2 separate regions of the Mus musculus genome follow, and region 1 is linked to region 2. The links are chromatin loops, found by intact Hi-C in ENCODE. Cell type or tissue: heart. All regions are shown on one strand. Each heading gives the region's core, and the rest is flanking DNA. Links, peaks and the distances in the headings are about the cores only.

Region 1 (5,814 bases), core at 713-4,712, 250 kb after region 2:
CGCAATCATGTAGATAGGATGCAGCGGTCTTACAGTCTTTCGCATGCCCCACACCCACCTCAGATGTTGGAGGAAAATATTACGCCAGGGGTTCTCCAGAGAGGGACTTGGGCTTAGTATCTGGGGGTGCAGTGAAAGGGGAGCCTAGTGGTTGAGCTTTGGGAAGACAATGTCCCTACAATTAATCCAGGACCAGTCAAAGCAGTACGGCTAGTGGCCTGCACTGAGCAGGCAATTCCTCTCGGACTCTGGACCGCTGGAAAGCAGACCTGGCTGGTCCTATATAGTCCTTTGTCCTTAGGCAAAGAGCCGGACTACGCTGCCCTGAAGTGGAAAGAGATGGATGTCATGATTGTGCATTTCACAAGAAATGGCAGGTTTAAACAAGTGTGCTTGAGAGTAAAAGCCCTAGCGTCGCCCATTTAATCTAGTCTTTTGGCAGTTGCTTATTGAGCACCTAGTACATACCAGCTAGTTATAGTCTGGGCAGCCTCTCCCCCTTTTCTTTTTCCAAAGTCGCTTAAAGGCGACCAGAGGACAGAAGGAGGCACTGGGTAACCTAGGAGTCCTGGCTCCGCCCCTTCTGCCTTTGGCCTTGTCTGCTCCTCCCATCACCACTCAGAGGCGGCTACTGGCCCGCAACGGAGACCGAAAGCAGTGTTCGCTCGCCGCTACTCCAGCCTCGGGCTTCAAGCCCTGTAGCTGAGAAGACATCTAATGGTACATCACTGGTCCGTTCTGCCTCAGTTTCGGGATCCATCCGAAAAGCTTCCTGACAAGGATTCTCAGTGAGACCGCACTCGATTAAATCGGTCTGTCTCTTCCGACCAAGGAGGCGGGCTCGCCGCAGCCGCTTCAAGGCCAAAGCGAGTGGAGCTTACTGCGCACGCGCAGTAGACAGCGATGGAGCCACCAATGGAGCAGTCCGGAGGGGAGCAAGAACCAGGAGCTGTCAGGTACCGAGCACTGGAGGGGCCTAGGGAGGGAGGGCAGCCGAGTCTGGGCCGGACGCGGATCCCTCTTGCCAGCCGGGACTCTCGGGTATAACAGAAGGACTCGCACGTAACAGCGGCCCGGGGACGTCAACGCCGTTTTCCCCCTCAGGCTCCTGGACCTGCCCTGGGAAGACGTGCTGCTCCCGCACGTCCTGAACTGGGTCCCGCTGCGCCAGCTGCTCCGGCTGCAGCGCGTCAGTCGCGCCTTCCGGGCGCTCGTTCAGCTGCACTTGGCGAGGCTGCGCCGCTTCGACGCCGCTCAGGTGAGCCGGGGCCCGGAGCCACGCCCACGCCACGCCCCCGCGTGGGTACCACCGTCGCCCCGCCTCCAGGCCAGCCCCTGCTGCGCGGTAAACCCTTCCCGACCCCGGGTGAGACGTGGAGAATTCCAGAGGGCAGCGGCTCGGAGGGAGCTCGGTGTCCCTTCTGGGAGGGCAGGGGGCAAAGTCCCGAAGTTAGGCGGCTGCCAGGCAGTGGCCCGCCCCGGGGACAGACTTGAGTCTCCGTGTCTCCCGCCCGTAGGTGGGTCCACAGATTCCACGGGCGGCACTAGCCCGGCTACTGCGGGATGCTGAGGGGCTGCAGGAGCTGGCGCTGGCTCCGTGTCACGAATGGCTGTCGGACGAGGACCTGGTGCCGGTGCTGGCACGGAATCCACAGCTCCGGAGCGTAGCGCTGGCCGGCTGCGGCCAACTGAGTCGCCGAGCCCTGGGGGCGCTGGCTGAGGGCTGCCCGCGTCTGCAGCGCCTTTCCCTCGCTCACTGTGACTGGGTGGACGGGCTGGCACTGCGTGGCCTCGCTGACCGCTGCCCGGCTCTGGAGGAGCTAGACCTCACCGCCTGTCGTCAACTCAAGGACGAGGCCATCGTGTACCTGGCGCAGAGACGCGGCGCGGGCCTCCGCAGCCTCTCATTAGCAGTCAACGCCAATGTTGGGGACACTGCGGTTCAAGAGTTGGCTCGAAACTGCCCGCAGCTCGAGCACCTAGACCTCACCGGCTGCCTTCGGGTCGGAAGCGACGGTGTCAGGTGCCTGGGCATGGGGGCGGTACTGTAGGAAGTGGGCAGTCACTTTGGGGATAGGGAGGTGGGTTGTACTTGTCAAAGACCCATTAGAAAGACCTCTGGCATTTTTTAGGCTAGAAAGTGTACAATTAAAAACAAAACAAAACCAAAAACCAAAACCAAAACAACCCCCCCAAAAAAAAAACAAAAACAAAAAATAAACAGACTTGGGAGCCAAGATTGACACACTGAGAAATGTCACATAAAGTTGATTTCTGGCATTTCTGCAACAAGGTGGGTAATCTAGAAACACTGGAAGGAACTATGGATTGGTACTCTCTAAGAACCAGAAACCCCAAATGAGCCTGGAGTCTGTAATTCCTTCCTGGCCCCTTCCTTTAGGTACAGTAAAAAAGAGCAGACCCTGAGCTGGAGGGAAAGCTAGAACTTGCTGGAGCCAGCTGCGGGTTTAGAGGGCTGGCCCTCCAGACCGTGAGATTCAGCACCTAGCATCACCATACTCCTCCCTCAGGACACTGGCCGAGTACTGCCCGGCGCTGCGCTCTCTGCGGGTGCGGCACTGCCACCATGTGGCTGAACCGAGCCTGAGCCGCTTGCGGAAGCGTGGTGTGGACATCGACGTGGAACCACCCCTGCACCAGGCTCTGGTGCTACTCCAGGACATGGCAGGCTTCGCACCCTTTGTCAACCTACAGGTCTGACTAACTTTCCTTGGGGTGGGAGCACAGCTGGACTGTGTAGCCCGGGCTTGACCCTGAGCCATAGGGAAACTGAACTGTGGGGGCCTGTGGTTGACAGGCCTGTGAAATCCCCTGTCCCACCCTGGAATTTCAAATAAAGAGCTTTTTACCCCTTCTTGCGTGGTGCATAGGGGACGGGAAGCTGGGAACTAGTCAGAGAGACAGGTTTTTTCCCTGCCCTGGGGGCAGAAATGAGCAGAATGAGCATATACCTTCCTTGGACCACTTTTACTGTGCTCTTGAAGGAAGCCCCAAGAATAGAACACTAGAGCAAGGGCCTCCAGAAGGGACAGGGTGGATGGGAGGGTGTCTGCATCCCTCTGGGATCAGCAGTGCTCGGCAGGATCCAGCACTGTCTCAGTGGAAGCGGTACTTTCTGGCCGGCTTGAGGTTGATGTATGTGGCCTTCATCTCCTCGGCCTCAGGGTTCCGGACATCTTTGAATCGCTCTCCCTTGGTGCTCACTACTTGGTTGTCGATGTATCGGATCAGCTTCTTGGGGGCCTGTCAGGCAATCAAGCAATGAATGACGAAAACCAGGGCTTGGCACAGCTCATTCCACACCCCCCAGCTGCAGACCCCCTCTTACCTCCTTGGGAGCCATAGGTCGGTGAGTCTTCTGGTCCTCCGCCCTGTCCACCATCATGTACCTGCCAAACGGACTGGGTGAAGCTCCGGCCACCTGGAAGACCCTCCAAGGCCCTGCCCAGCCCAGACTTACTTCTGAAGGATGAAAGACTTCAAGTCATCCTTTTGGGGGCCTCTGAGACGCCTGGGCAAGTCCTGCAGAGACGGGAGACCTATGCTAAGCCCAGTGGTAACAACATGAGCAGAGATGAAGACAGGCAGGGTATGCACTTAGCAAGAAGGGCAGCGATGAGGACAGGCAGGCTGTGCACTTAGCAAGAAGGCCTAATGGAGCTGAGGTTACTAGGGCGGGGGGGGCTGAGAGAGGATACCTGACTTGGGCCGTCCCAGCCTGGAGGCCCCTCTTCCTTGCCCTCTACCAGCATGTGCACAGCTTCCTCCAAGTCCCCCCGAGCTTTGGCCAGCACCCACTGGGCCTGCTCCATAGAGCAGGTAGGGAAGACCTCCAGGAGCACATCGACTCCTGGCAGTTCTTCTGCCGCAGCTGCCTGTGGGCACAAAGGCCAACAGTCGGTTCCGCTTCTTCCCTTCCCACCCCGAGGCCCTTTGTGGGTCCTCTCGCAGTACCTCATCTAGGGTGTTCCCGGGAGCAGCGGGAGGCCTGCTCTCTTCTTCGAGCTTTTCAGCTTGCCTCGGGGTCTCTGGAAAAATGGGCACCTGACCTTGGACACAGGAGCTCTGTGGGTGCAGGTTCTCTTCAAGAGGCAGAGAGGGTATCGGATTTGGCAGGGCTCGGGCGGGGATGTGAATCCTCCAAATACCAGGTCCCCAAACTCACCTTTGTTCCTAGCATCGCTCAGCTGCACCGAGAGCTTCTGCATCATGTCTCCTATTATACCTCTGAAAGGGCAGAGAAGGTGGTGAGGGGGACCACTCTGCCCCAACCCCAGCCAGCCAGGCCCGCCCCCTCCTTTTTGCCCTACCCAAGCCTTACCTGGGGATGTGGGCAAAGCCAGGCACATAAGCCTCCATCATTTCAGTGAAGGCCTCCATATCAAAGTTCTCCTCTGATGGTCCTGAGGGGCCCAGGTCCTCCAGGACCCCAAGCACATAGGAGAAGATGACTTCATCCAAGCCACTGTAGGAAAGAACAAGTCCACAGGGCAGGACACTGGATGTGTGCAGCAGCCCGACCCAGCCTAAGACCTCACTCCACAGTTTCACTGGGGGTGGGGGATGGGGGCCTGAGTCAGCTCAGTCCTTGAGGCCCACTTCCTCCCAAGTCCTTCAGCTTAGTCCTCCATCAATACAGTGTAGGTGATAGACACAATATGAGCGATAAGACCATCTAAGCAAATACAAATCAACTCCCCAGAGCTGGAGAGATGGCTCAGGAGTTAAGAGCGCTGACTGTTCTTCAGAGGATCCAAGTTTAATTCCAGCACCCATGTGAAGTGGCTGCCTATACTGCCAGCTCTTGTGGTCTCCATGGGCACCTACATGCATACGTGCGCACGCGTTCACACTCTCACACACACATACACACACACACACACACACCATGGTTAAGAGTGCTCGCTGTTCTTGCAGGACTCAGTTCCCTCAGAAGAGGGCTGAATAGTTTCTAATCACCTTTTCATTGGCCAGCGCCCACAGTATTGTCTGGCAGCCGCCTCTCTGAACCTGGCCTGTCCCTTACCTGAGGTCTGCCTCTGGCAGGTGTGCCTGAACGAAGGTGAGGAGGGCTGAGCCGACGATCCTCTCCAACTCCATGCTGGGTCTTCTGAAGATACACAAGACAGAGTTGCCAAGTCTCTGGCCTGCCTCCACCCACTAGGCCATGGGGCAGCAGCCCCTGCTCTCCCTTCTGAGGCTGAACCAGCTGTTGATGTTTGTTGCCCTCCCAGCTCCTTCGAGCAGAGCCACTCCCGTGGCCACCCACTTCTACCTCCTTCAGCCCCAGACAGGGTCCAGCACTGTCTCTAGAAAGCTTCCAAAGGGAGTTGAGCCCACCCCCCATCTCCTGTGGGGAGAAGCTGAGGTCTTGGGGGTCACATGCTTCTGGCTAAGGAATCTCCTTACTGAAGGGGCTACTTGGCCCCCAACTCCAATCACAAAAGGCTCCATTGTCCAGCCCCGTAAAGAAGGAGGTCTCAGGACCAAGCGCAGCCCTTCCCCCATCCAGGATAGGCCACCCACTCTTTGCACAAAGGGACTTCTTTTTTTTGCTCCGGAGCTTATGTAAAGGAGAATCCTACATGGATTCTCTCCTCTTGCCAAATCCCTGCCTTTGCAACAGCCTGGGCCATGAGAGACCTTTGTCGTCTTCCAAGTCTATAGAGTACCACACAGTCTGGTCCTTGCCCACTTCAATCTCACACTCCCGGCCAGGTGTGGTGGTGCCCACCTTTAATCCCAGCACTTGGGAGGCAGAGGCAGGCGGATTTCTGAGTTCGAGGCCAGCCT
Region 2 (5,814 bases), core at 950-4,949:
CGCGCCGCGCGCGACTTGATGACGACACTGGACCCGCCCTCGACCCGGGCTGTGCTTTGGTGTTCTTAAGTCGTGCCGCGTGCGCAACGGTAGTGACGCGTTTTACCCGGAGCATGGCGGATACCGGCTTGCGCCGCGTGGTTCCCAGCGACCTTTATCCCCTTGTGCTCAGATTTCTGCGGGATAGCCAACTCTCGGAGGTGGCCAGTAAATTTGCAAAAGCGACCGGCGCTGTGAGTCCTTGGTTTGGTCTGCGGGCCGGGGTGGGACGACTCTCCGAGCTAATCTAGGCCTTGTCGGCTTTAGAAGTTAAGGAGGCGAGGGCTGGGGTCTGTCAGTCCGTTGTCTGCCCAGCTTCTCTGCGGACCTTCCTCAGGCTGGAGGTCTCGGTGTCTCCTTCCACCATGTCTGACTAGCTAGCTCCGAGTATTACGGCTTTTACTTGGTGTGAGTTTTTGCAGCGGTGACAGGCATGGGTCCCTCGTGACCCAGGACATGTGGCGCTAGATCCCTCCGGGAGCATTGGGTTGGCGGTGCGTGGTTCTTCTGTACTTTTTGTTGGACTTACCCTTAATTGCAGTTTTACCTGAGACTCAAAGATTTTAGTAATGAAGGCTTGGATTCTATTTATACACTTGTTTGTTTTTACAAAAGAAGATGAGTGAGTGCAGGGATAAATTGCGAAGTAATGATAGCTAGGACTTCATATTGTATTTACTTATTTTTTTAAAAAGAAAAAAATGAATGAGTGTGGTGATAGGTTGCTTTCAGTATACTCTAGGAGTAGTGAGCGTCCGCCTGTGTTAAGTTGGCACTGAGCTTGGAGCTCCAGGTAGTGATGTTAGGCCAGGCTCTGCGGCTTTCTGCATGTATGATCCCAGCAGCCTTTTGTTTGAGACAAAGTTCATGTAGTCCTTGTGTAGTGGAGGATGGATATGAACTTCTGTACCTCTTGTCACAGCCTCTTCATGCTAAGTGCCTTACTGCCCTGCAGCACACTTTGTATACCATACTGGCCTTGAACTCAGCTCAGTCTCTGTCTACCAAGTGCTGGGATTAAAGGTGTATATCACCATGCTCAGCCCAATTTACAGCTTTTGAGTGAATGAGACTCACTGAGAGAAAAATGCACAAAGTAGTAACTCCATTGTAGGCACACAGGAACATGGGGTGAGTGACAGCTGTTATGTAAGAGCAAAATGTTTACTCTGCACCTTAAGAAAAGCTGTAGCGGGCTGGAGAGACGGCTCAGCAGTTACGACCACTGACTGCTCTTTTAGAGGTCCCGAGTTCAATTCTCAGCAACCAACCACATGGTGGCTCACAACCATCTGTAATGGGATCAGATGCCCATTCTTCTAGTGTGTCTGAAGACAGCAAAGATGAACTCACATAAATAAGGGGGAAAAAAAATGAAAGAAAAGCTGTAGTGTTCGTGGAAACACCTTGAAAGGCTGTAGGCCTTAGATCCTGGGACTCTTGGGTTATAGGCCACCAGATCTTTTGAGATAGGTTACTTCTTTGTAGCAAAATACAAAAAGGTGATTTTTGCCACAAAAGGAAAGATCAGGTCAGTCTCATAATAAGGGAGTTCTTTCAGCCGGGACAGCCTGACATGTGATCTGGTAATACATCCCCCAACCCCCCCCCCCAACTCCATGTGCTCTGAATTGATGGACCATCTAGCCAGTGCTCATTATTACTCTCCTCTTCTTCCCTCCCTCCTATTTTACTTTATTTTTTTGGTTTTTCGAGACAGGGTTTCTCTGTGTAGCCCTGGCTGTCCTGGAACTCAGTAGACCAGTCTGGCCTTGAACTCAGAAATCCGCCTGCCTCTGCCTCTGCCTTCCAAGTGCTGGGATTAAAGGTGTGTGTCACCACTGCTCGGCACCCTCCCTCCCTCCTTAAGGCAGGGTCTCTATGTTCTGGCTGTCCTTGAACTCACTATGTAGACCAAGCTGGCTTAAACTCCGATCTGCTTGCCTCTCCTTTCCATGTGCTAGAGTTAAAGGCGCGTGCCACCGTACCTCGCACCTTTCTGTTTGCTTACAGTTTATTCTGCACATTTGTGTTTTGCCTGCATGTCTGTCTGTGTGAGAGCTGCCATGTGAGTACTGGGAGTTGAACCTGGGTCTTCTGAAGGAGCAGACAGTGCTCTTAACCACTGAGCCACCTATCTAGCCCTGCCTTTCTGCCTTTAAAAGTCATTTAATTAGAAAAAAAAAAGTTAATAGTTAGAAATTATGAGGCCAGAGATGTCAGAAGCTCTGTATGTGGAGTTAACAGGTACTGTTGCGTCTCCTGTTCTGGGTGCTGGTAATGAACTCAGGTCCTCTGGGAGAGTAACATGCTCTCTCAGCGACTTAGCCATCTCTCCAGCCCTCAGCTAACGCTCTGTTATCAATTGGTACAACATTTCTAAGACTTTAAAAGATATGGAAAGGCACAGGGATATACCATAAAGTTTTCACGCTCAAAGTTAGGTGATATGTAAGCGTAATATTTTCCTCCTGAGTTATACAAGTAGGAAAAGTCTTAAGATGTAACATCCATTTTGAGTTAAGTAGGGAGATAGCATAACTTTTGAGACAAGGTCTCTTTACATAACCCTGGCTGTCTGGAACTCTGTATGTAGTCCAGGTGGGCCTTGAACTCACTGATCTGCCAGCCTCTTTCTTTGAAGTGCTGGGACCATGCCTGGCTGACAGATTACATTTGATCAAGGAGTAACAGAATCTGACCCAGAGGAGCATACTGCTTCCTTAGCCACGCCTCCTTTCTTACAGACACAGCAGGACGCCAATGCCTCGTCCCTCTTGGACATCTATAGCTTCTGGCTCAAGTAAGCTTTCCTGGTGCACTTGGGCTGTGTTCTCCCCTAGGTGGGTTGGGCTGGGCTGTGTTCCTTAGTTTGAGAAGGTCCTGATCCCTCAGAGGTCAGCCTTCTCTGCATCAGCAGGTCCACCAAAGCCCCAAAGGTGAAGTTACAGTCAAATGGACCAGTGACCAAGAAGGCTAAGAAAGAGACTTCATCCAGTGACAGCAGTGAGGACAGCAGTGAGGACGAGGACAAAAAAGCCCAGGGACTTCCCACACAGAAGGCTGGTAAGGCTTGTGAGGGGCGGGGGGCGGGGGGGGGGGAGGGCTCCAAAGAGACTGCCTGGCACCTGCCTGAGGGCGACTTCTCATGGGTACCTGCACTACTTCTACTCAGCCGCACAGGTCAAGCGAGCCAGTGTGCCTCAGCATGCTGGAAAGGCAGCAGCCAAAGCTTCAGAGAGCAGCAGTAGTGAAGAATCCAGTGAGGAAGAGGAAGAGGACAAAAAGAAAAAGCCTGTCCAGGTTTGTAGCCTCGGTTGTAAGGATGGCCTCAGAGGAGTAGTGGAGAAATGAAACAGGGTCGGGCGGGCGGTGGGGGCTGCTCCGCATTGCATGAATTCTGGGATGTGGAAGGGGAGGCTGAAGTTGAGGTCTCGAATGATGTGATCCAAGTGTAGACAGGATTCTCCTCTACCCAGGGACTTTGTGTTCTTTCAGGATACTGTGTAGGGCCCCAACAATACAAGTGTTTTGCTGGGAGCTGTTGACAAGATGATGTCAGGAACTGTTTTATCAAGCAGTTGGACTCTGTCTCAATATTCATATGTTGTATCTTTGAGTTTTTCTTGCCCTTTCAGTGGACTCCTAAAAGGATAAAGCTTCCAGGCCAGCCTGATCTACAGAGCAAGTTCTAGGACAGCCCAGGCTGTCTCAAAAAGGACTGTCTCAAAAAGGAAAAATAAATAAATAAATAAAAGCATTTTATTGTCTTTTGAGCACTCAGCTCTTGCTCATTGTCCTTATGTGTGTTTTGTTTGAGACAGAGTTACTCTGTGCAGCACTGGCTGCCCTGGAACTTTTGTGTTGAGCAGGCTGGCCTTAGACTCAGTTCTTTTCCTCCCACATGCTGGGATTACAGGTGTTTGCCACCATCTTTGTTCTCTTGTTTTAGCAGAAGGCAGCTAAGCCCCAAGCCAAGGCAGTCAGACCTCCTGCGAAGAAGGCAGAGAGCTCTGAGTCGGACTCAGACTCGGATTCGGACTCCAGCTCAGAGGAAGAAACACCACAGACCCAGAAGCCAAAGGCAGCTGTGGCAGCAAAAGCTCAGACTAAAGCCGAAGCCAAACCAGGTATGGGTTGCTGAGCTGCAGAACTCATCACTTCCCCTTAGCCAGGCATGGCTGCAGATGCCTGTGATCCCTGCTCTACCCCAGATGGGTGAGACGGAACTAAACCATACACCTGGGATTTGTTGTTTGAAACAGGGTTTTGCTAGCCCTTGGTTGTCCTGGATCTCCCAGGCTGGCCTCAAACTCAGAGATCCACTCACCTCTCCATGAACACCTTTGCCTCCCAAAGTGCCGAGATTAAAGGCATTTGTGTACCGCCATGCCCAGCTAAGCCTGGAAAGTTTCCTCAGACCCTGTCTCAAAGTTTTAGAGGGGAAAAATAAGGCCATGGATACACAAGGACATCCATTCTGTTTTTGTTTTTGTTTTCTTGAGACAGGGTTTCTCTGTGTAGCCCTGGCTGTCCTAGAACTCACTCTGTAGACCAGGCTGGCCTCGAATTCAGAAATCTGCCTGCCTATGCCTCCCAAGTGCTGGGATTAAAGGCATGCACCACCACCGCCCAGCTTTGGCTAGTTTTTTAAGATGCTTTTTCTATGTAGCCCTGGCTGTCCTGGAACTTCCTCTGTAGACTAGGGAGGCTCAGAGATTCACCTGCATCTGCCTCCCAAGTGCTAGGTTTAAAGCTGTGCCCCAACACCCCTGGCTAACTTTTATTTTTGATTGATGCTCTAAAGACCCAGGCTGGGCTTGGACTCAGTCCTCCTGCCTCTCCAAGGTTATATATATCATACATACTTATTTGTTTGTTGGGTAAGGTAATGTCTCACTTTAGTCTGGTGGTCTAGAACTGGTGATTCTCTTACCGCAGGCTCTGGAGGGCTGGGATTAATAGGCATTTCTTAGCTTAGCATGGATGTATGTACCTAAGCTAAGCTCAGCCTAGGGTTAGACCCCCAAACTCAACAGCCCACGAGTGCTCTCTTCTGCTTTTACGGCCGCTTTCCTCTTATGCTTTCACTCCACACAGCCGAGCTGGTTCGTTCCTCTGATGGATAGGGGCTGAAGAGAAAGGCATTTAAACTGTTTAGTGTGTGTGTGTGGTGACTCTTATCACTATATACCATCTAGGCATCTCACTCAGGTCATCCTTTACCTGCTAAGCCATCCCACCTGCCTTAAAATTATAGATACTCGTATAGTCCTGTGGGAACCAACAGGACTTTTTTTTTTTCTTTGAAGTTTCCCAACTTGTTTAGTATTGCTTTTGTTTCTCAGGTACACCAGCGAAAGCACAGCCTAAGGTAGCCAATGGCAAAGCAGCCGCCAGCAGCAGCAGCAGCAGCAGCAGCGATGACTCAGAGGAAGAGAAGAAGGCAGCTGCACCTCCCAAGAAGGTTAGGGCTGTAACTTTGTAGCAGGGATGCAGTTGAGGGGCTTCGGGGCGTGTGTTTCCTCTGTCAGGATTGTTTGGGAAGGCGCTTTCCTCTAATGTTAATTTTCTCTCCAATGAAGACTGTACCAAAAAAGCAAGTCGTGGCCAAGGCCCCAGTGAAAGTAGCTGCCGCCCCCACCCAGAAGAGCTCCAGCAGTGAGGATTCTTCCAGTGAAGAGGAGGAGGGACAGAGACAACCCATGAAGAAAAAAGCAGGTGATTGCACAGGGGCATCAGTGTCTGCAAACTGAGTCCTAGTGCACACAGCAG

What was found. Hi-C counts contacts between places; a loop is a spot of excess contacts. Peaks named below come from ENCODE experiments on the same cell type or tissue, not always from the same donor. Only the 100,000 strongest peaks of a DNase experiment are listed, where the experiment ranks them.
Region 1: it touches region 2 in a loop (5-fold over the local background); 1 of 42 quality-filtered maps calls a loop at or near these places.

What each region holds. Positions count from the first base shown.
Region 1 is chr19:46,327,571-46,333,384 of GRCm38, forward strand. Fbxl15 (F-box and leucine-rich repeat protein 15) reads left to right here and starts at 614. Exons shown (of 4, transcript NM_133694.2): 1 at 614-956; 2 at 1,105-1,258; 3 at 1,518-2,023; 4 at 2,532-2,876. The coding sequence starts at 904. The coding sequence ends at 2,721. It overlaps Cuedc2 (CUE domain containing 2), which reads right to left. Exons shown (of 9, transcript NM_001164291.1): 2 at 5,048-5,131; 3 at 4,343-4,486; 4 at 4,187-4,248; 5 at 3,976-4,103; 6 at 3,720-3,896; 7 at 3,482-3,543; 8 at 3,350-3,410; 9 at 2,242-3,264. The coding sequence starts at 5,121. The coding sequence ends at 3,118. It also overlaps a transcript of Psd not described here. In heart, for the core only: a CTCF peak has its summit at 2,588 (motif pointing left); DNase peaks (open chromatin) are centred at 881, 1,961, 2,591, 3,961 and 1 weaker place; H3K4me3 peaks cover 1,938 bases; H3K27ac peaks cover 1,246 bases.
Region 2 is chr19:46,075,917-46,081,730 of GRCm38, forward strand. It overlaps Nolc1 (nucleolar and coiled-body phosphoprotein 1), which reads left to right. Exons shown (of 13, transcript NM_001039353.2): 1 at 1-233; 2 at 2,787-2,842; 3 at 2,960-3,105; 4 at 3,215-3,342; 5 at 3,992-4,169; 6 at 5,388-5,506; 7 at 5,625-5,760. The coding sequence starts at 114. Among named protein-coding and RNA genes, the nearest start is that of Nolc1, 3.0 kb to the left of the region's middle. In heart, for the core only: no CTCF peak of the experiment used is centred there; no DNase peak of the experiment used is centred there; H3K4me3 peaks cover 809 bases; H3K27ac peaks cover 41 bases.